Linked DNA regions of Homo sapiens: region 1 is linked to region 2. A link is a loop called in an ENCODE intact Hi-C map of the cell type or tissue named here. Cell type or tissue: breast epithelium. All regions are shown on one strand. Links, peaks and the distances in the headings refer to the core of each region. The heading gives the core; the rest is flanking DNA.

Evidence for each region. Peaks named below come from ENCODE experiments on the same cell type or tissue, not always from the same donor. Only the 100,000 strongest peaks of a DNase experiment are listed, where the experiment ranks them.
Region 1: a loop joins it to region 2, with 9 times the contacts of the local background. A loop is called at or near these places in 11 of 110 quality-filtered maps.

What each region holds. Positions count from the first base shown.
Region 1 is chr13:48,565,717-48,577,451 of GRCh38, forward strand. LINC01077 (long intergenic non-protein coding RNA 1077) reads right to left here. Exons shown (of 2, transcript NR_170270.1): 2 at 1,882-2,631. It overlaps LINC00462 (long intergenic non-protein coding RNA 462), which reads right to left. Exons shown (of 3, transcript NR_051983.1): 3 at 11,258-11,735. Among named protein-coding and RNA genes, the nearest start is that of LINC00462, 9.3 kb to the right of the region's middle. In breast epithelium, for the core only: no CTCF peak of the experiment used is centred there; a DNase peak (open chromatin) is centred at 6,043; H3K4me3 peaks cover 1,017 bases; H3K27ac peaks cover 4,137 bases.
Region 2 is chr13:48,096,383-48,108,117 of GRCh38, forward strand. It overlaps LOC105370198 (a long non-coding RNA gene), which reads right to left. Exons shown (of 6, transcript XR_007063792.1): 6 at 11,663-11,735. Among named protein-coding and RNA genes, the nearest start is that of MED4, 7.1 kb to the left of the region's middle. In breast epithelium, for the core only: no CTCF peak of the experiment used is centred there; no DNase peak of the experiment used is centred there.

The sequences.
Region 1 (11,735 bases), core at 1,824-9,823, 470 kb after region 2:
CTGGTGAGGTCAGTCTTCTGAGGACCACAGATTTAGCCCAGGGACAACATGAGGCATCAGCCTTTAATTTCTGTAGGCTTCAGGTAACATTCCATCTATTAGGCTATATTTCACAGGTATGCTTGCAACTGGGAACGTGAGAAATGTATTCTTGAAATTTCATGTGGCTCATCTGACTTTGCCACATCAAATCAAAATGTCCTTCATCTCAGAGGTACTGCAGGTGGATTCTCCAGATTTCGGAGGAGGTACTAGAGAGTGATAATCTCATCAAAGATATTCCTGCCTTTTGTGTCCTAGGGTCTGTGACACACAGGCCCTTAGTTATTATGAGGCCTGTAAGTCTTCTGTGGGGAGTGCGTTAGGGGATGATGGAGAGAAACTTTATATGTTTAATTCAATTGTACTCGTTATTAAAGCTTATTCAATATATTTACAATACAATATAAAACTTTAGGTGATGTCTGAATCAAACATCTATTAAACAAATTGCAATATGTTTGGAACTTCATTCTAATTTTCCCATTAATTACCTAAATTCATTTATAAACTTCATACACCACCACTTATAGTTTTTAGTTCTGTAATATACACGTACATATATGAGTACAGTGTATATTCTTTGCTTTTAGGAAATCCAGTATAGGAAAATCTAAAGTTGGAAAACAGATAACCCTCAAGGTGATTATTTATATGATCAAATAATTGGTTACTTTCCAAAAGTCCCTTTCAATGAAAAAAAAAAAAAACAATAAAAAACTAAATCAAATCCATAAATATAAACTAAGTACCTAATCTTATGAGCAAGAAAGAGGAGAATGAATATACAAAGAAGACCAAGATTAATTTGGGGTATTTAAGACTTTATAGGCTGGGCACGGTGGCTCAGCCTGTAATCCCAGCACTTTGGGAGGCCAAGGTGGGCGGATCACCTGAGGTTGGGAGATCGAGACCATCCTGGCTAACATGGCAAAACCCCATCTCTACTAAAAATGCAAAAAATTAGCCAGGTGTGGTGGCGGCACATGCCTGTAATCCCAACTACTCAGGAGGCCGAGGCAGGAGAATCGCTTGAACCCGGCAGGCAGAGGTTGCCGTGAGCCGAGATCACGCCATTGCACTCCAACCTTGGCAACAAGAGCAAAACTCTTAAAAAAAAAAAAAAAAGAAAAGAAAACTTTGTATGGTTTAAGTGGCTTCAAAAGCATCATTTACATAACATTAACCACATGACTGGTGGGTAGAGTTGTTTCTGTCCATTAGATTCCTTCCTCAGGGAGCCACTTATCCCTGTTTGGGCCTGCAAGATCTTATGTCTTTTTTTTACGTAAACCTATAGGTCTTTGAATGTTTTTCTACTTTCTGGTACAGAACAGGCTTACCTTGTACTTTCTCTCTCCTAGCCCTGAACCTATTCAGTTTCTCCAAGATGCCCAGTGCAATGATATTTAGAAACCAAAATCTGGGTATCAGATGTGTCCATTGCTACTGAGATATTACTGCTTCTTGGCCCCTTTAGTAGAGATAGTTAGAATACATATTTATTTAAATTGTGACTGAATCTTACTGAATCCCCTGTTCCCAATTCAAAACCAAAGAGTTTTTCCTTTAATGGAAAGGCGTTCTACATTCTTTAACTCAAATCAGTGATCCCTAGTCAGGAGTGGTTCTTGACTCATGTTCAAGTTTGTAATCATTTATTTCTTATTTTGCTCCTAAAGTGACCCAGTAAGGGAAAGCTGATGTGAAGCCTGATTAGCTTTTACCGTGATCCCTTTTCCTAAGGAGCTTTCAACAGTTTCCATTCATTTTGCCTGACTCAGAAGGTACAATCTCTTATTTCTTTTAGTACCTTAAAAAACAAACAAACAAAAACACCACTTTCCAAAATCCTGTGTATTTCACATATGTCTAAGGTTTTGAGGACAACCCAACCTATACAGCTTTCTCCAAGGATTGTAGAGGAGAGGGAACAGAGCAGAGAGGGGATGACTGCCTCGTGATCTTGTACAGTCCACTGCTTACTGTTTGAAGTCTTGAGACTAGGAGACTCATATTTCTGCTACCAGATAATTAAGATACAGCATCTTAATTATCCTTCTATCATCATGCAGATCAATGGTGTGCCATGTAAAATTTTTCTGAACTTAGCATTTTCACTGCTTCCAAAGGGCTGCACTATTTCATAAAAAGAAAACTGTGTTTCATAACAAAACGTTGCATAATTAAAGTGACTGTAACAATGACAAAAATGTGAATTTCCTCCTTCTCTTTCCTTTCTTTGAAGTCAAATGGGGAACCAAAATGGAATGTAAACGGAAGCTTTTTTGTCTTCCTTCTATCAAGCTTTGTTTGAGGTTCCAAATTCAATACACAGCTAGCACTGAGGAGGGTGTAGCAAATTTTCCAGCAGTTGCAGCCAGGATTAACTGTACTGCCTTCTTTGCCAAATCCATTCGTAAGACAAAACTGAAACAGGTCCTGAAGCTTTGTCATCTTTGAAATTGAGGCCCAACACACGGTGCAGAAAGTGCTGGACTTGAGAAAATCTGGGTTTGGGGCCAGTTTTTCCGCTTTAGTGCCAAGTGTCCTTGGGCAAAGCATTGGTTCCCTTTGAGGCTGTTTCCTTCCCTGTAAAACAAAAATAAAAGTCATGTTCTTGCTTACCTCATAAGGGCGTTTGAGGCTCAAATTAAATGTGATAATGTCAAAGAGCTTTGCAAACTCTAAAGAACTATGAATATAAAGTGTTATTAGAAGCTGTTGAAAGTAAATAATGGGGCAGCTTAATTCAAGTAATTTCAAATGCCTCAGGGTACAAAGAGCTGTGTGAGAGTCTTAGATATTTGCACTGCCCTGTGGTAATAAGAGAAGAGAGGGCGGGCTGAGGTGGGGAAGGTAGCATGACTCCTCTTTCCCGGTAAAGGTGGGCTGGGGTTGGAGAGAGAGATATTGAAGTTGGGGAAGGCAGGAGACGTCACAGCAGTTTGTAGAATGCAATTATGATGATGAGATGGGATTTAGCTAACAGGAGAGAGAAGGATGGTAGGAACGGCCAAATGTGCTTCAGAAATAGCAGAAGTAGGGCAAAAGATGTGGCTCAGAAATAGCAATAAATACATAAATAAATAAATCAGAAATGAAGGCCAATAAATGTCGGAGGAGGAGGTTACACATATAGGGAGATCCTGGGGGGAAAGGAGTTTCCAGGCTTAGTGACAAAGGAGCCTGAAATGAGGATCCCAGGGTGTCAGCAGTTGATGTCCTGAGCCAGCAGTCTCCAGACACTCATTTGCATTTATGAGTGCCTACTATGTGCCAGGCACTAGAAAGAAGGCTCTGTTTTCAAACAAAATCTTACAAGAACCCCAATATGTAAAACAGAAAAATTTGACGCTGCTCTGTTGAAGCAAGGCCTGGGGGACTCAGAGACATTCAGCTTTCCTCCGGATCCATTGGTAGCTCACAAAACATCTCTGCAGGGAGTGAGGCCTCTACTGAGAGACAGAGATAGTACCACTCAACCATGTTAACTCCAGCGCCTAGGACATGATAAGCGTTCAATATTTCCTGCATGAATGAGTGCATGTACGCATGAATGAATGCACAAAATAGAGTGGGTGGTCTGTAGGAAAGAATTCAGATAAATGGGTGCAGTGGATTCCATAACTGCATAGTGAGGCTATAACTTAGCAACCATGAATAGTTAATACATAAAGGTTTCTCAATCTTCAGACATGGAATGGTGGGTGGGTCACCAAGACTGGCTTGCCAGAGGCCGAGGGAGACACATTCGTGTGTGTCCAGCCACAGCAGCCAAAGTTAGAGAGCGTAAGACAAGACAGAACAAGAGAAAGCTTCTACTGACAATGTCTTGGTCACTTCATTGCAAAAACAAAGCTAGTCCAGTGCTCTGCTCCTGTGTGGTGGGGCAGGCTGTCTTCAGAATCACAGAACACAAGAAAAACAGCTGACATTTATCATGTGCTACTTGCCAGGCACAGAAGCAGTCCTTTTATGTGTGGTGGGTAGAACAATGGCCCCCTAGAGACCTCTATACCCCAATCCCTGTAGTCTATAAATATTCTATGTTACGAGGCAATGGAGAAACTAAGATTGCTAACCAGCTGACTGTGAGGTGGGAAGAGTGTCCTGGATTATCCAGGTGGGCCCCATGTCATCACAGCATCCTTGCAGGTAACAGTGGCAGGCAGGCAAGTCACAGAAGGAGCTGAAAGGACAGGAGCACATGTTGGAGTGATGTGATGTGATGTGATTTGAGAACTTGACTGGTCACTGCAGTTTTTGAGATGGAAGAGGGCCACAGGCCAAAGCAATGCAGGCAGCCTCCAGGAGCTAGAAAAGCAAGGAAATAGATTCTCCCCTAGACCCTCCTGGCCCTGCTGATACCTTGATCTTAGCCCAGCAAAACCCAGTTCAGACTTCTGACCTCCAGAACTGGAAGATTAAAAAATTTGTGTTGTTTTTAGCTACTACATTTATAGTAATTTTTTTTACAGCAGCCATTGGAAATGAATACAGATGTTCTCACTCCACCTTCATGTGACAGCCCTAACAGTTGGGTACTTACTGTTGGTATCTTGCAGATGAGTAGAATGAGGCATAGAGAGTTTGGGTCACTTGACCTAGTGGTGCAACAGGCGGCCAGACTCCACAGCCTGCTCTGTTTATCACACTGTCCCCTGGAGTGGCTTTACTTCCTCCTCCCCACAAATGAGAAAATGAGGCCCGAGAGATGTGTTCTGACCTGTCCCAGGTCACATGCAAGTTTGAGGAGACAAAGCTCAAACTATGCCCCAGGAGAATGATATAGACCAGTGCTTCACATACTTAAAGTCTCATCAGAATGCAGGTTCCAATTTAGCAGGTCTGTCTGAGATGGGCTCTAGGACCCTGTGTTTGTAAACAGCTCACAAGTGAGGTCTGGCCTCTGGGTCTGGAGCGGCTGTAGAAGCAGCTTCTGTTCTCTGCTTCGGGGCTCTGAGAATGTAGGGTCACTAGAAGAGGCTTGGGCTTCTAGTGGGATGAAGATGACGGGGCACTGGGAGGGAGAGAGGAGGCTTGGAGACGGGGAGACACAGGCACCGACGGCCATGCGACAGTCCTGTGTGGAATGAAATTTAGGGAAAGGTCAGGGCTAACCAGAAGGATATAACTCTTTGTGCTGCCCAAGAGAAAGATGTCACTCATAAGTGATGATTATTTTTGTCATTTAAAAAGTCATTAAAAACACTCACATGTAATTCCAGCGCTTTGGGAGGCCAAGGCAGCAGGATCGCTTGAGCTCAGAAGTACAAGACCAGCCTGGGCAACATAGGGATACCTCATCTCTATTAAAAATTTAAAAAATTAGCTAGGCATGCGCGTGCATGCCTATAATCCCACCTACTCTAGACGCTGAGGCAGGAGGATCATCTGAGCCTGGGGAGATGAGGGCTGCAGTGAGCTATGATTGTGCTACTGCACTCCAGCCTGAGTGACAGAGTGAGACCATAATTCAGAAAAAAAAAAAAAAAAAAGAAAAGAAAAGTTATCCGAAGCTTGAAGCTTGAAGGCATGGGTCGGGCATGGTGAATAGCACAGACAGATGGAGGACATTCTGTCTGCCACAGAGCCTAAAATATCTACACGAGATTGTGGGAGAAAACCCAACAGCCTTCATTTCCTGCCATGTGTTTTATGTAATTCTTTTATTTTATTTTTTATTTTTGAGAGAGACAGAAAGAGATAGTGTGCTTGTTCTTCGAGAAATGTCTCTAAAGTTTTGGCAGAATCAAAAGGCTAGTACCCCAGGCCCCTTCCTCTCCTGAGGCCCCACACCGCCCACTCCACAGACAGCAAACAGCCCCAGGAGGGTTGCTACTCTGTAACTGCGGTCATGGACCCCTGAGTCTTCATTTTAAAAGAATCCATGCACCCCTCTGTTTGTGTGTGGGGTGCTGGGAGAGTCTCTAACCTATTTCACTGAAACTGAATAATTTCCAGTTGTCTGTGGCTACCGCAGCTGCCTGCAGACTAGGAATGTTCTGGTTTCATTTTGAAACAACTCCCAGGCATGCAGGCAAGAAGTATCAACTTTCCTCTCAGATATGTGAACTCAGAGAGGAAGCCAAAGTTTGGCTGACTGGTTTCTAGGAGTACAGAGTGAAAACGTTGCTTGTATTTATTTAAAATGGCTAAAAAATGAGAACTTTTTTTTAAAAAAATAATCATATGTGGCACTATTCTTTTAAATCCAACAGCAGTTTTTATAGGGAATAATATGTAGATGGATAAATAAGTAGACAAATACTCTTTTTCATTATTTCATTAGGTCAATATGGAAAATGCTCAATAGGCCTTTTGAACACTTTAAAGGACTCCAAAGATGTTGGAGAAAATGGAACATTCATTCGTACTTTTTTAGATAGATAATAATGTAGATGCATAGAGAAATATCCAGAAGGATATTCATCAAAATGTTAACAGTATTTGTCTCTGGATGACAGAATTTAGAGGAGGTTTTTTTTTTTTCTTTTTCTTTTTTATACTTCTCTCTCTCTCTCTCTCTTTTTTTTTTTTTTTTTTTTTGTGAGACAGTCTTGCTCTGTCACCCAGGCTGGGAGTACAGTGGCGTGATCTCGGCTCACTGCAATGTCTGCCTCCTGGGTTCAAGCAATTCTCTCTGCTTCATCCTCCCAAGTAGCTGGGATTACAGGTGCCCGCCACCACACACAGCTAATTTTTGTATTTTTAGTAGAGACAGGGTTTCACCATGTTGGCCAGGCTGGTCTTGAACTCCTGACCTCAGGTGATCTGCCCACCTTGGCCTCCCAAAGTGCTGGGATTACAGGCATCAGCCACCACGTCTGGCCTATATTTCTTTTTTGGTTTTTTTTTTTAATATTTTTTTCCTGTACTCCCAGCACTTCAGGGGGCCGAGGCAGGAGGATTGCTTGAGCCCAGGAATTGGAGGCTAGGCTGGGCAACATGGCAGAGCCCTGTCTCTACACAAAGAATACAAAAATTTGCCAGGCATGGTGGCATGTGCCTGTAGTCTCAGCCACTCAGGAGGCTGAGGTGGGAAGATCACTTGAGCCTGGGAGGTCAAGGGTGCAGTGAGCTGTGATTGTGGCACTTCACTCCAGCCTGGGTGATAGAATGAGACCCTGGGTCCAAAAAAAAAAAAGTGTGTGTGTATTATATTATATACACATATTTCAGTAGCTTTTGGGGCACAAGTGGTTTTTGGTTATATGGATGAATTATATAGGGATGAATTCTGAGATTTAGTGCACCCCATACTTGGCACAATTGACCTTCCATGCTCCTTAATGTAGAGTTTGCAAAATGGAGCTTTAAGGTACTTCTAAAATAAGTTTTCTACTAACCATCCCAGCTTAGGGGTTCACCTCAAAGGGTAGTGGTAATTCTTCAGGAAAATAATGAAATATGTTGATCAGTTGCCTGGCTCAGTCAGCAAACACTGAGGTGCCTATAAAGTCCAAGGAAGGTGTTTTGCTGGGTTCTGAAGAATAGCTTCTCTTTGCTTCCAGTCAGGTCCCAGGTGCGCAGTGTGACAGTTCTGCCTGCTGAGCACTTAGGTGAGGAGGACTCCGGCCATCAGGGGAACTTGAGGCTATGGGGTTTTCAGTTGTCAATCTAGAGTAGCGAAAAAACAAGCTTGAGGGTTACACGACCCTTGTTATCTGTGTCGTCTCGTTCAGGCCCAACACTTCCTGCTATTCTTTTCCACTATGGTCTTGTGTCATCATCTGCAAAATATGAATAAAAATACTTCCTCCCAGGAGTATTGTGAGGATTAAAGGAGACAATATGAATGGCACAAAGTAGGCCTCTAAAAATGTTTCTTCCTCCAAGAGCCCGAAGCAAACAGGGGATTTTCAAGAATAATTTCTGTTTGGCTATGGGATATGTTATGTTACCTTTCTGCCTTAAACTGATCCACCAGTTGATTTATATTTTACTTGGTCTACCAGTAATATTAACTTTTATTTCTTTTGAACATACAACTGATGATGGGAGAGGCAGATCCAAAGTGCTATTTGTGGTAGTCTGTTGTGGTTACAATTCACAGAATGCATACATACATGCACATAAAGGAGAAATGGCTGTGTTTAGAAAAAATGGTCATACATAAATAAGTTGATTACTTTGGTGATGGGAAACTAAGATTCAATGTCAGAAGAGACCTTTGGTGACTACTAGTAGCTTTTGAGGATCAGAAAAGTTAGATGGCTTTTCCTTTCTTTCTTGCCCTCTCCCATCACACACACACACATACACACTCACACTACATCCTTTGCCAGCAGGCAGGGAAAGCACTCCCAGGGTGATACTGATATGAATGTTCTTTCCTTGCCCCCAACTCACCCTGCTCAAGTCACATAGCTAAGGTCAGCTTTGGGGAGCCAGATGCCAGCCCTGTCCCTTCACTGTCCTCAAGCTCCTGGGATCCTCAGGGCAGAGGTGTACAATGGTTCCCATCATCGTGGAGGGACTGGCACATTTGCCTGTTTCCTGCCTGAGTACCAACTAGAGGAAATGAAACTTACATGGCAGGGCCCTCACTTGCGCCAGCCCTTCTAAGGCCCTAGAACTAGGTTCTTATGGTTGTATGATTTCTGTAAAATTTGTAAGAAATATTTGAACAACCATCAGTTAAGACCCTGTTCTCTTCCACCCATTTCTGATGTCCCCCCATCATTCTTCCTCATTTGTCAGTGGCATTGTGTGTCCGTGCATTTCTAGGGAGTTGCGCGGGGGATTCATTTAGTTTGGGTTTAGTGGGATGTGTATATGTGTGTTGTAGCCTCTTCCAGGTAGAGTTAAGCTGTTGCTGGGAATACTCCTATTGCTCACTGTGTTGACTCAGTGGGAGCTGTGACAGGAAGGTGAAGGAGACAGAGGCCATGTCATGACATGACCTTAAGTATAAGGAGAGTGGAGGATAAACAAGGTTTGAAATGTTTGAAGCTGGAAGATAGTCTATGGAGCATTCTTGCAATTGTCAGTAAGTAGAAAATTCAGTTGTCAAAGAAGACTAGTGAAAATACAAGTTCTTTCCTGTCAGGAATATACTGGAAAATGCAGCATAGATGACTTTAATATACCATATGTATTTTTCTTTCCTATATTGATGAGAATCACATGCCACAACATCTATCTCTGAGTTTATAGGCAAGTCTGAAGCAGTACTACAAAAGCAAGGTGTCTCTAGCAGTTTATGAATGAAAAAAGCAAAAGCTTGATAGACCTTATTGTCGTATGATTTCTGTAAAATCTGTAAGAAATATTTGAACAACCATCAATTAAGACCCTGTTCTTTTCCACCCATTTCTGATTCCTCCCATCATTCTTCCTCATTTGTCAGTGGCATCATGTGTCCGTGCATTTCTAGGGAGTTGCGTGGGAGACTCATTTAGTTTGGGTTTAGTGGGATGTGTATATGTGTGTTGTAGCCTCTTCCAGGTAGAGTTAAGCTATTGCTGGGAATACTCCTATTGCTCGCTGTGCTGACGGACATTGCAGTGAGCTGAGATTGTGTCACTGCACTCCACAAATAAGTCATTTAATCCTCAAACAAGGAAGTAGTTTCTTTCTTTTTTTTTTTTTGAGGTGGAGTCTTTCTCTGTCACCCAGGCTGGAGTGCAGTGGGGTGATCTTGGCTCACTGCAACCTCTGTCTCCCGGGTTCAAGCTATTCTCCTGCCTCAGCCTCCTGAGTAGCTGGGACTACAGGCACGTGCCACCATGCCTGGCTAATTTTTTGTATTTTTAGTAGAGATGGGGTTTCACCATGTTAGCCAGGATGATCTCAATCTCCTGACCTTGTGATCCACCTGCCTTGGCCTCCCAAAGTACTGGGATTACAGGCGTGAGCCACCATGCCAGGTTGAGATTTTTTTTGGAAAGTTTTCTTAAAAGCGTCTCCTTACCTCTGCTTCTAATACAGCTCTTTTATATTCTGGATTTGAAGTATGGTTGAAAGGTCTAGGCTTGATTGCCAAAAGAAATGCACAGTCAAGTTAGAGTGTACAAAACATAGGTCTCTCAGACATTATGGCTGGCTCTCAGTTCCTGACAGTGAGGTCTCAAAAAAGGGGAAAGTGAGTTAGTCCTTCTAAAAAGCATAGAGGAGGAGGTTGAAAGGGTTAGAAAGGTCAAGTTTCTTGGAAGCTTTGTGTGGGAATTCCATCACTTTTATCTTCAGAACCCAAGGCAATGATAGCAATGATGATGAAGATGATGATGATGGTGATAATAATGATGATGATGGTGCCCTGTACTTACAAAAAGGCTTTCATCTGTAGACTCAAAATGCAACACAACCACTAATTAATTCCAAAGGCAAGGTAGGCAAATATCATTATCTTCAATTTACAGGCCAGGAATTTAACAAGGAAGAAATTAAGCCCTTTACCCAAGGTAATTTCAGAGTGAATATCACAAATGAAGAGTTCCTGCCTCTTCTCTGTCCACATGTCACCTACAGGTAGCTACAGAAGGGCTTTCTTTTATTCCTTCAGAAGTTGTTTTGGAGCCAATATTTGTGGATGACATTGTGGGACTACAAAAGATGACAGCAAAAAGCAGCACATGATTAAATATCAAAATGGAAGGTAAAGGGAAAAAGAATTCTGGACAAAAGAGAGAGAGAGCTGTGGAGCTTGAAGGGGGATTCAGAATTTGAATTTCTGGAGAACTATTATGAGAGGCCCTGAGCATCCTTGTACTCGAGCTCGGAATGTTCTTGCTGGTTTTTCCAAGAATGCAAGGGCTTGACTGCTTTTCACTTGGGCCCTTTCTCAGGTTATTTGCTGTGAATAACCTTGAGGGACGAGATAATATCTCCCCCCAACAAAGAGCAGGTTTCCTTACCACCAGCTGTGAAAGAGGTGGATTCCCCAAGCCTAGGTTCTTCTCCTGTAATACAACCTGTTGCATGGCAGCATTTATCTGAGCCCTATGTTGCCCTCTGGGACTTGGAAGCAAGGAAAACAGCTGAAACATAATGCTTATGCTGCTTGGTGACTGTAAATAATAAGGCCCCTTGTCTCTGACTCAGGAGTCTCATGTCGTCTGACAACATCCATGATACAGTAACAGGCTAACTAATTAGCTTACAAGTAGGATGAAATCAAATCCCACAGCTGACAGAAACAGCCTGAATAACGTTAGGTGCACCTGATCTGTGACACTTGTACCCCTCCTGTTATGACACTGAGCACCCTTTATTGTAATTGCTTATTTAATTCCTTTATTCCCCACCAGGCTGGAAGCTATGGGAAGAAAGGGCTATTGCATTTCCTTTGCCTAGAAAAGTGCTTGGCATATAGTAGGTTTTTCTCAAATATTTATAGAAGGAGTGAATACATGGATATAGTCTGTTTAGGAGTACAGAATAAACCAGTTCCCCAGGAGGAAAGAGTTTTAAAAGGTAGGCAGAGTAACTGCTTTCATGTGTCCTCGAACATTCCACTCTCTCCTCTGGGGCAGAGCGAGCTCCTTGCTGCACTGACCCCTCCCTTCACAGACTTCACTGAGTGCAGGGAGGACACATAGTAAAATGGTGCCACCTCTACTACACAATGATCTGGGTGGCTGCAGCATCTCTGCCTCACCATGATGTGATGGAGTTTCCCTGCCCCAACCTGCTTGTTTGAGTGTATGGTTCTGGTGTGGATGTTCGCTCAATTTCCACATCTCATGGGC
Region 2 (11,735 bases), core at 1,182-9,181:
AGTACCTGTAGTCCTTTCATTTCAGGGTCTCATCCTCTACTCTGTCTTTTTGGAGGTGCTAAACCTGACTCCTGGGCACCCAGAGTTGACAAGTCTTTTAGAAATTCATGTTAAATAAATTCACTCATAGCAACTGCTGCGTAATCTAGAATGCTGATTTACTCACTTACGATGAAAAGTAATAGTGCCAAACATATCTTTTTCCCATAGACAAAACTATATGAGAAGCCATATTATCACAGGATGTTGCTTGTTAAACTTGGATCAGAACAAACAAGGATAGATTAAAAATTAATGACACAATCATGAGGCTTTGTGTCTCCACAGTGTAGGGATATTTGTGTTCAAGAGATTGGATTATTTGTGTTCATAGGTCAGGGTACCTTTTCCTCTAGACAGTGCAAGAGATCCTTGTCACCTTTTGTTTTCTGACCGTTCCCTGCATCTGCTGTTGGCTAACCCTTTTTTGTTAATGCAGTCAATTCTCAGGCAATGGGCTAAAGTAGATTGAAGCTTTGTTCATTACACTTGCATTCTAAACATGCCTCTCAGTACTCTAGTCAATCATTTCTTATGTTAAGTTTCCAGGGTGCCAAACTTCTGCGGTATGTGTTGGTTTTGTTTACTCAACTCTCACGGGTCATATTGAGCCATGACTCTGGTAGGAGGAGAGAGAACATTATATTAGTGTAAACATAAAAATTCTAGAAGGATTCTAATTAGTTAAAAATGACCAATTATAGTCCTACTTTGCAGACACTGAGGATCAGTGTGTGGAGCATGTATGTGTATTGTGAACTCCTGACCTCCTCAGATTTATTGCAAATTCATATGCATATTAAACAGTTTCTATAGACTGATAAGTAATAGCATCTTTCACAGATATACTGTCTTGCAAATTGTACAAATCCAGGCGTGATAAACAAATATGAATTATTTTATATAGTATTACTGAATTCATGGTAATTTGGAGTTAGGTACATATTTTCTCAATCTGTAGATTCAAAAAGGACACTACTTTCTCATGAAATTTTATTGACATGGTGGGCAGTGTTCTAAGCACTTCAAAAATATTAACTTGTTTAATTTTCCTAACACTCCTATGAGGTAAGTACTGTTACTATCCCTATGTTACAGATAATGAAACTGAGGGGCAGAAATGTTAAGACACATGCCGGGGTCATATAGTAAATGGCAAAGCTGGAATCTGAACCCAGAGTCTGGCTCCAGGGTCTGTGCTCTTTACCACTGGTTATCCCAGCTCTCTGTAAAGAAAGAAGGATATTCAGGTACTAAAAGGACTGGGAACCTCTGACCTAAAATATGAGAGGACTTCAAAAAGTTCATGGAAAAATGGAATTAAAAGATAATAATTTAAAATATAAACTTTATTTCTCAACATAAGCTCCATCTAGTTCAAGACACTTTTGTAAATGACGATACCAGCCATTTAGTTCATCCCTAAATAAATGAGGGCCCTTGGAATTTAACCGTGTCAATGCTGTCTTTTTTACTTTTTTCTTTTCTTTTTTTTTTTGCCACAGGGTCTCACTCTCTGTCACTCAGGCTGGAGGGCAGTGGTGCAACCACAGCTCACTGCAACCTTGACCTCCCAGGCTCAAGCAATCCTCCCAATACATTATTAACTGAAGAAAAATGAGTGCCCTTTACAGATTTTATTTATTTATTTAGTTTTGAGACAGAGTCTTGCTCTGTTGTCTTGCTCAAGCTGGAGTGCAGTGGCACAATCTTGGCTCACTGCAACCTCCACCTCCCGGGTTCAAGTGATTCTCCTGTCTCAGCCTCCCGAGTAGCTGGGATTACAGGCATGTGCCACCATGCCTAGCTAATTTTTGTATTTTTAGTAGAGATGGGGTTTTGCCATGATGGCCAGGCTGGTCTCAAACTCCTGACCTCAAGTGATCCACCCCCCTCGGCCTCCCAAAGTGCTGGGACTACAGGCATGAGACACTGAGCCTGGCCCAGATTTTTTTAAGATTAGGAAACAAAAAGAAGTCAGATCAGGACTGTAAGGTGGATGTTCAATGATTTCCCATTGAAACATTTCCAAAATTGTCCTTGTTTGATGAGAGGAATGAGCAGGAGTATTGTTGTGGTGGAGAAGGACTCTCCGGTGAAGCTTTCTCGGGTGTTTTTCTGCTAAAGCTTTTGCTAACTTTCTCAAAACACTCTCATAATAAGCCATTGTTATCATTCTTTGGCTTTCCAGAAAGTCACCAGACAAAATGCCTTGAGCATCCCAAAAACTGTTGCCATGCTGTTTGATCTTGACTGGTCTGCTTTTGCTTTGACTGGACCACTTCCACCTCTTGATAGCCATTGCTTCGATTTTGCTTTATCATCAGGATTGTGCTGGTAAAGCCATTTTTCATCTCCTGTTACAGCTCTTCAAAGAAGTGCCTCAGGATCTTGATCTCACTTGTTTAAAATTTCCATTGAATGCCCTGCTCTTGTCTGCAGGTGATTTGGGCATAACAGTTTTGGCATCCATTGATTGGAAAGTTTGCTCAACTTTAGTTTTTGAGTCAGAATTGTATAGGCTGAACAAATTGAGATGTCTATAGTGTTGTCTATTAATTGCTTGTCCTCTGCAATTAGGGCACAAACAAGATAAATATTTTCCTTGCAAATTGATGTGGATGGTCTGCTGCTGCAGGCTTTATCTTCAACATCATCTCATCCCTTCTTCAAATGAGTTTTCTATTTGTAAAACTGCTGATTTCTTTAGGGCATTGTCCTCATAAACTTTTCATAAAGCATCAAGATTTCACCATTCTTCCACACAAGCTTCACCATCAATTTGATATTCTTGCTTCAATTTTAGTAGAATTCATATTGTTCTGATAGGGGCTCTTGTCAAACTGATGTCTTATCCTTCTTGTGCCTCAAACTAGATCCTGTTCATACATGTTATAACAAGTTAGTATGACTTTATTTTGGTGGAAAAATATTTTGAAATGCATCTATAGTTTTTCTATAATACACACTTTTCATGAACTTTTTGAAGAACCCCTCATACAAACACTATCAAATAAATGCACAGCTTGAAATTCTGAGCAAAAAGCAGCTGCAAGCAGTTGGTGTGGAGGTTTGGAGGTGCAGCGAGAAACTCAACCAAGGCTGTCCCTAAGGGTAGGCGGAATAGATAGCTGAATACACTATGTATCTTTAAAAAAATTTTTTTAATTTTATTATTATATTTTTGAGACAGAGTCTTGCTCTGTCACCTAGGCTGGAGTGCAGTGGCACGATCTCAGCTCACTACAACCTCCACCTCCCAGGTTCAAGCAATTCTCCTGCCTCAGCCTCCCAAGTAGCTGGGATTACAGGCATGTGCCACCATGCCTGGCTAATTTTTGTATTTTTAGTAGAGATGGGGTTTCGCCATGTTGGCCAGGCTGGTCTCGAACTCCTGACCTCAGGTGATCTGCCCGCCTTGGCCTCTCAAAATGCTGGGATTATAGGCAGGAGCCACTATGCTTGGCCTATTTTATTTTTTTAAGGCAGAGCCTTGCTATGTGAGCCACTTCACCCGGCCTATTTTTTATTTTCATCAAACAACATATATACATAGTCTAAAGTCAAATGGTACTCAGAAGCTTCTAATGAAAATAAAAAAGTTCTAAATTACCACCTCCTGAGCCCCACTTCCTAGCATATCCTTCTCACTAAAGGTGGGCACTCTCAGCATTTTTAACCATTACTTCTATTCTTTGCTCACATATTTTAAAATAATATGCATATATTCTATATCTCTATTCAACTGCTTTTGAAATTTATTTCCTATTATGATAAATGAGGATTTTATCTCTCTTACATGTGTCATTTATCTTCCCATTAGTTAGAACACAGTTCTGGCCAGGCATGGTGGCTTATGCTTATAATCCCAGTACTTTGAGAAGCCAAGGCATTTGAGACCAGCCTGACCAACATGGTGAAACCCCATCTCTACTAAAAAAGTACAAAAAATTGGCTGGGCATGGTGGCACATGCCTGTAATCCCAGCTACTTAGGAGGCTGAGGCAGGAGAATCGCTGGAACCCAGGAGGTAGAGGTTGCAGTGAATCAAGATCATGTCATTGCACTCCAGTCTGGGCAACAAGAGTGAAACTCAGTCTCAAAAAAAAAACAAAACACAATTCTTTGTTAAGTCAATAGTTAGTGTTTACATTACTACACTATATCTACACATAACTATGTAATTATTATTTGTTTGACATGCCTAACATATCCCTGTGGAGATTTTTTTTAATAGAAAAGAAAATATCTAAAATATCAAAGTGCATTGTGCATCTTGTGGAAACTTTTTTCACTTAAATATCTAGGTATGTGTGCACTGGGTCAAATGTAAAATGTATTTTTTACTTTGTACTGAAAAAGTGTGAATGCTTTGGAGATGGGGTCTTCAAAGAGGTGATCAAGTTAAAATGAGGCCATTAGGGTAGACCCTAATTCAATCTGACTGGTGTCCTTTTAAGAAGAGGAAAAGATGCCAGGGATGAGTGTGCACAGAGAAAAGACCATGTGAGAATATGGCAAGAAGGCAGACACGGGCTAGCCAAGGAGAGAGGCCTTGGAAGAAACCAGTCCTGTTGACACCTATATCTTGGACTTTTGGCTTCCAGAATTGTGAGAAAATAAATTCTTGTTGCTTAAACCACTCAGTCTGTGGCATTTTGTTATGATAGCCCTAGCAGACTAATAAAGAGGGGTTGCAGGTCAATGGGCATCTGGAGATGTCTAATCATTGCCTTGCACATACCTTTGACTTTCTTGCCCCCATCTTGATTTGTTTCATTCCCTTGGCAAGGCCACGCACTGAGCTACATGCAGCTGTGCCTACTACATGCCTATACCAATGCAGCTGAATATGGATGGAGAAAAACACAAAAGCCAGTCAGTTTGTTGTAACTGAAATTCATGACTTTAACCCCCAAATCTTCAGTGGGTCCTTAGTGCTTCTGGGTAATGAGACTATGCATCCCTATTCTGACCCCTCTCCACTGTCCTTCATACAATTTCACACCATTGCCTCTCTCCACCCCTCAACATCTCCTTTCCCTTCCTCTTTCTCAATTTAGGATCTTGCCTCACTTGATTCACTGAGGAAAACAAAAAACAAAAAACAAAAAAACATATTCAAGGTCAAGGTTCAGATGGAAAGTCAGAGTCAGGTATTTCTTTCCTGGCAGGCAGGTAGTGAGAGAAGGAAAACAGAACAACTGCATTCACTAACTCTTCTCCAAGAAACAAAAAGAGTTGAAACTCTACCTCAAGACATGAACCTCAGAGCCTTTAATCCCAAGTAAAAATAACACTCAATTCAGTATCAAGCTCCAATATCAAGAACCACCATTTATGGTTTCTGAAGACATAAATCACCTCTCAAAAAGCTACTGGGAGAAAGGGATGAATTCCCAGCAAGTTGCTGGCATATAGGGAAGCAAATCTAATTTTTAAATAAATTACAAAGCCTCAAAATGTGCCATTTTAACTGCTTTTAATTAGCCAAGTTATCTCACTTAGAACCAACTAGGGCTGCTCCACCTCAAGAGAAGATTCACCCCTTACTCCTTCACGCCCCCATCCTAGTTACATTTTGAGGCTTTCCTCAAAAGAACCTCAGCCTGCACTTTCAAAAGCAATACAACAAAAAACTCCCACTCTTCAAAATTACTCAGTTAATTAAAGTCATTAGCCCTCTAGTAACTGTGGCATTTGACTTTAACTCCCTACATTCTTGTGCCTTGAGAATAAAAAACAGTTTAGGTTAAGCCTCTCATTCCCTTTATTTATTTATTTTTATTTATGTACTTATTTTGAGACTGAGTGTCACTCTGTCACCCAGGCTGGAGTGCAGTGGCACAATCTCGGCTCACTGCAACCTCTGCCTCCGGCATTCAAGCGATTCTCCTGCCTCAGCCTCCCGAGTAGCTGGAATTTCAGGCGTGTGCCACCACACCCAGCTAATTTTTGTATTCTTAGTAGAGACAGAGTTTCGCCATGTTGACCAGGCTGGTCTTAAACTCCTGACCTCAGGTGATCCTCCCGCCTTGGCCTCCCAAAGTGCTGGGATTACAGGCGTGAGCCACTGCACCTGGCCTCATTTCCCTTAAATATTTGCAGTGTGATATCGATGGAAAAATCTCCTGGAATTTATCAGACTCTCAAATACGAGAAATGTCATCCTCTCCCTGAAATTCTCCAGGCATCATTAAAAATTTACGACTTCTCAGTAACTCAGAAGAAGGGTGGGCATCATCTTTGACCTCCTTTGGTAGATTCGTTGATTCTTTCAACAAATATTTATTAAGTTCTGTGTATATGCCACACTAAATGCTAGGCCTATAGAGGTGAGCAAGACAACATTGGTCAGGAAAGGCCTCCTGGATGGGGTGAAAGCAGAGATTCTTAAGATAGAAGGTGGCTGGAATAAGTATCAGAGGTGGGCAGGAAGATTGGCAGGTCTAGAGGAAGAAGGACTAGAACAAAGAATCAGTATCAGAAAGCAAGTTGTCAAAATGCCTCACAAACTTCTTAATTGTGGATTGAATGGTGGCCTTCCCAAAATATATGTCCACCTCCCAGAACTTGTAAATGTGATTTTATTTGGAAAGGTTTTTGGAGTTGTAATTAAGGATCTCAAGATGAGATGATCCTGGATTATCCAAGTTGACCCTAAATCCAATATCGAGGTGTCATTATAAGAGATACACAGAGGAGAGACACAGAAGGAAGAGGAGAAGGTCATGTGAAGACAGAGGCAGAGACTGGAGTTAGGCAGCCACAAGCCAAGGAATGCCTGCAGCCTCCCGAAGCTGGGAGAAGCAAGGAAGCACTCTTCCCTAGAGCCTCTGAGGGAGCACAGCTCTGTTGACACCTTGATTTTGGGACTTCTCGCCTCTGCAACCATGAGAGGAAAATTTTCTGTTGTTTCTAGCCACGCAGGTTGTGGTAATTTATTATAGCAGCCCTAGGAAACCAATACAAGATGAAAAAAAGTCTAGTTTGAATGAGTAAAAATTCTCAGATTATTCTAAGAAAATACAGGTTCATTTTATCCTAATACATAAAACAAATCTCTAAGTGTTCTTGGGTGCTTGGAGAGATGAATAAACTAAATGTATTTATATTAACAGCATCAATTTGTACATCGTGAGCTAAAACAATTAAAAACATTTTGTGTTCTTAAGTAGAGGCCCAGGTTATGGAATAAAAGCTAAAGAGATCTCAGAAGTCATCTGATCTAGCCTGATCCCAGCCTGTGATCAAACCCTTTCTGGTAGAGGGGAGGTGGCTACCTCACATCAGCTAATTTTATGTATAATAAGCCCAAATGTGCTTCAAGATAATTTTCACATATTGAGCACAAACTCTGTCTTCTGAAGTCATAAACAAAACATTTAATCTGTCTTTCACACAACAGCCTAATTTTTTTAAACCACAATTTATTAAGATTTTTTCTTACAAAATTTCATATATACATGCATATTTTTATTGCTTTTTAAAATTTTCTATATTTTCTATGATGCATTTTTTATATTTTCTAGATTTTCTGATGCATATATATGCTCATATATACATCATAGAAAATATATATTATGATTATGATTATGATTTTTATTTATTTATTTATTTATTTATTTATTTATTTTGAGATGGAGTCTCACTCTGTTGCACAGGCTGGAGTGCAATGGCACAATCTCAGCTCACTGCAACTTCCACCTCTCGGGTTCAAGCTATTCTTGTGCCTCAGCCTCTCAAGTAGCTAGGATTACAGGCGCTTGCCACCATGTCCGGCTAATTTTTGTATTTTAGTAGAGACAGGGTTTCACCATGTTGGCCAGGTTAGTCTCAAACTCCTGACCTCAGGTGATCCACCCACCTTGGCCTCCCAAAGTGCTGGGATTAAAGGCATGAGCCACCGCACCAGGCCGATTTTGTTTTTATATGTCTAGATTTACTATGATGCATGTATATGTGCATATATATGATGCATCATAGAAAATCTAGAAATATATGAAAAAATAAATATCGCCTGTTAGCCCACCATTGAGAGACACACGTTGTTAACATTTTGGTTTATTTCATCTCTAATATTTTATTTTTTCACCCATGTAATCATCCCTAGTTCCTTCAGTCAAACCTCATTTAAAAGGGTTTCCAGACCTTTCATCAACTTGATCATCTGTTTCATACATTCTAGTTTGTCCTTCATAAAATGTGACAACCCAGAGTAAAGATGATGTTGCAGGTCCAGTATGTCTAGGGCTGCATGAAAGGAAACTTCTCTTTTGGTCTGGGGAATCACTGTAATGAAGTTGAATGATCACAGCCTTCGTAAAATGACTAACCTCAATTCAAGTCCTGGTTCTAATGATTTATAGTCTCTGCATTTCAGGTTCTCAGTCTATAAAATGGGGAAATGAAGCTTTCCCTATTTTTGCTGGAAGGCATAAAGGGATGTAAGTAATGTGCTTGCTGCATTGCATGTACAAATAAAAATAAATTACAGAAGTGGGTAATGTCTACTGGACTGGGTGTTGTTTCATACCCTATAGGTACAATTGCTATCCCTGTTTACAAAAAAGGACACTGAGGCACAGAGAAGTTAGGTCATCCATCTAAGACCACATACTGGGGGGTGGCAGCACCCAGGCAGTCTAAAGTCAGAGCCAGTATTCTTCACCACCATACCGCAATGTCCAGCAGCTATCATCATAACTATTATACTTCCTTCAGCATATCCCAATGCATTCAGTAAGTTTTTTGGAAGTCATATTACTTTGTGGATACATGAAAGTTTGCAACATATTAAAAAATTCTAACTGAAAGTAACCAGAATGTCATTCAATGGGTTGGATAAGTAATGGAATTACATAACAAACATTAGTACATCTATATAATGAAATACTATACAGTAACAAGAAGGAATGAGCTATCAAAGCCACCCTAAGACATGGAAGAATCTTAAATGTGTATTGCTAAGTGAAACAAGCCAATCTGTAAAGGCTACATGCTATGTGATTCCATTTATATGACATTCTGGAAAAGGTAAATCTATAGAGATAGTAAACAGATCAGTGGTTACGAAGAAATCAGAGGATGAGGAGACTGGAGTAGGCGAAGCACAGAGGATTTCTTTAAGGTACAGAAACTATTCTGTATGATATTGTAATGGTAGATACATGAAACCATGCATTTATAAAAATCCACAGAACTTTACAGCACAAAGGATAAACCTTAATGTATGCAAATTAAAACAATTATTTAGGAAGTTTGATGATCCCAGTATGGAGTGCAGAATGTGAAAAAAGAATCTAACTGTATTATGAATGTTTCATCCCCTGAAAGAAGGGAGGAAAAAGTTGCAGAGAAGGGGAGAAGGCTAGAATGATCCATGTGGTACTGGATTAGATCAGTATGAACTCTTATATAGCTTAACATAGGTACACAGGGTTACAAATAGAAATATTTATGGATATGTTTCTATATGCTGATTGGTATACATACATGTATCTCTTTGCTTTTAATTACCCAGGTTCAAGGAATCCTTTATAGTTTATTTGCATTGCTATAAAGGATTCCTTGAACCTGGGTAATTAAAAGAGAAGTCATTTATTTGGCTCACAGTTCTGCAGGCTGTACAAAAAAACATGGCAAGAACATCTTTTTTTTTTTAAGTTTTAAAAATATTTAAATAGCAGAGATAGGGTCTTGCTATATTGCCCAGGCTGGTCTCGATCCCCCTGCCTTCACCTCTCAAAGTGCTGGGATTATAGGCATGAACCACTACATTCAGCCAAGCATCTGCTTCTGGTAAGGGCTTCAGGGAGCTTCCAATCATGGCAAAAGGAGAAAGGGGAGCAAGTGTGCCACACAGTGAGGGAGGAGGAAGCAAGAGAGAGAGGAGGAGGTGCCAGGCCATTTTTTACAATCACATCTTGAGGTACCTAATAGACCTGGAACTCACTCATTACCAGGAGGATGCCACCAAGAAGTTCATGAGGGATCTGCCACATGATCCAAACACCTTCTCCGAGGCTCCGCCTCCAACACTGAGGATCAAGTTTCCACAAGAGATTTAGAGGGGATGAATATCTAAACTATATCAGAGGCCGGGCGCAATGGCTCATGCCTGTAATCACAGCACTTTGGGTGGCCAAGGCAGGTGGGTCACCTGAGGTCAGGAGTTCGAGGCCAGCCTGGCTAACATGGCAAAACCCCGTCTCTACTAAAAATACAAAATTTAGCTGGGTGTGGTGGTGGGCGCCTGTAATCCCAGCTACTCAGAGGCTGAGGCAGGGAACCGCTTGAACCTGGGAGGTGGAGGTTGCAGTGAGCCGAGATTGCACCATTGTACTCCAGCCTGGGTGACAGAGCAAGACTCCATCTCAAAATAAATAAATAAATAAATAAATAAATAAAATTAAAAACTGTATCAGAGATTGGGGGTGAGGGAGTAACTTACAGAGGAGGAGCCTGACAAACACTACTTCAGCCACATGATCAAGGACAACGGCGAGAAGTCAGTTGATAGTACCTGTTACAGGCTGAATTGTGTCCCCCTCCTGCCCAAATTCACATGTTGAAGCCCTAAGTCCCAGGACCAAAGAATGGGACTGTATCTGGAGACAGGGACTTTCAGTAGGTAATAAGTTAAAGTGAGGCCGTTACGGTCCCTATTCAAGCTGTCTGGTGTTCTTTTTTTTTTTTTTTTTTTTTTATACTTTAAGTTTTAGGGTACATGTGCACATTGTGCAGGTTAGTTACCTATGTATACGTGTGCCATGCTGGTGCGCTGCACCCACTAACTCGTCATCTAGCATTAGGTATATCTCCCAATGCTATCCCTCCCCCCTCCCCCCACCCCACCACAGTCCCCAGAGTGTGATATTCCCCTTCCTGTGTCCATGTGATCTCATCGTTCAATTCCCACCTATGAGTGAGAATATGCGGTGTTTGGTTTTTTGTTCTTGCGATAGTTTACTGAGAATGATGATTTCCAATTTCATCCATGTCCCTACAAAAGACATGAACTCATCATTTTTTATGGCTGCATAGTATTCCATGGTGTATATGTGCCACATTTTCTTAATCCAGTCTATCATTGTTGGACATTTGGGTTGGTTCCAAGTCTTTGCTATTGTGAATAATGCCGCAATAAACATACGTGTGCATGAATCTTTATAGCAGCATGATTTATAGTCATTTGGGTATATACCCAGTAATGGGATTGCTGGGTCAAATGGTATTTCTAGTTCTAGATCCCTGAGGAATCGCCACACTGACTTCCACAATGGTTGAACTAGTTTACAGTCCCACCAACAGTGTAAAAGTGTTCCTATTTCTCCACATCCTCTCCAGCACCTGTTGTTTCCTGACTTTTTAATGACTGCCATTCTAACTGGTGTGAGATGGTATCTCATAGTGGTTTTGATTTGCATTTCTCTGATGGCCAATGATGATGAGCATTTTTTCATGTGTTTTTTGGCTGCATAAATGTCTTCTTTTGAGAAGTGTCTGTTCATGTCCTTTGCCCACTTTTTGATGGGGTTGTTTGTTTTTTTCTTGTAAATTTGTTTGAGTTCATTGTAGATTCTGGATATTAGCCCTTTGTCAGATGAGTAGGTTGCGAAAATTTTCTCCCATTTTGTAGGTTGCCTGTTCACTCTGATGGTAGTTTCTTTGAAGAGGAGATTAGGACACAGGGA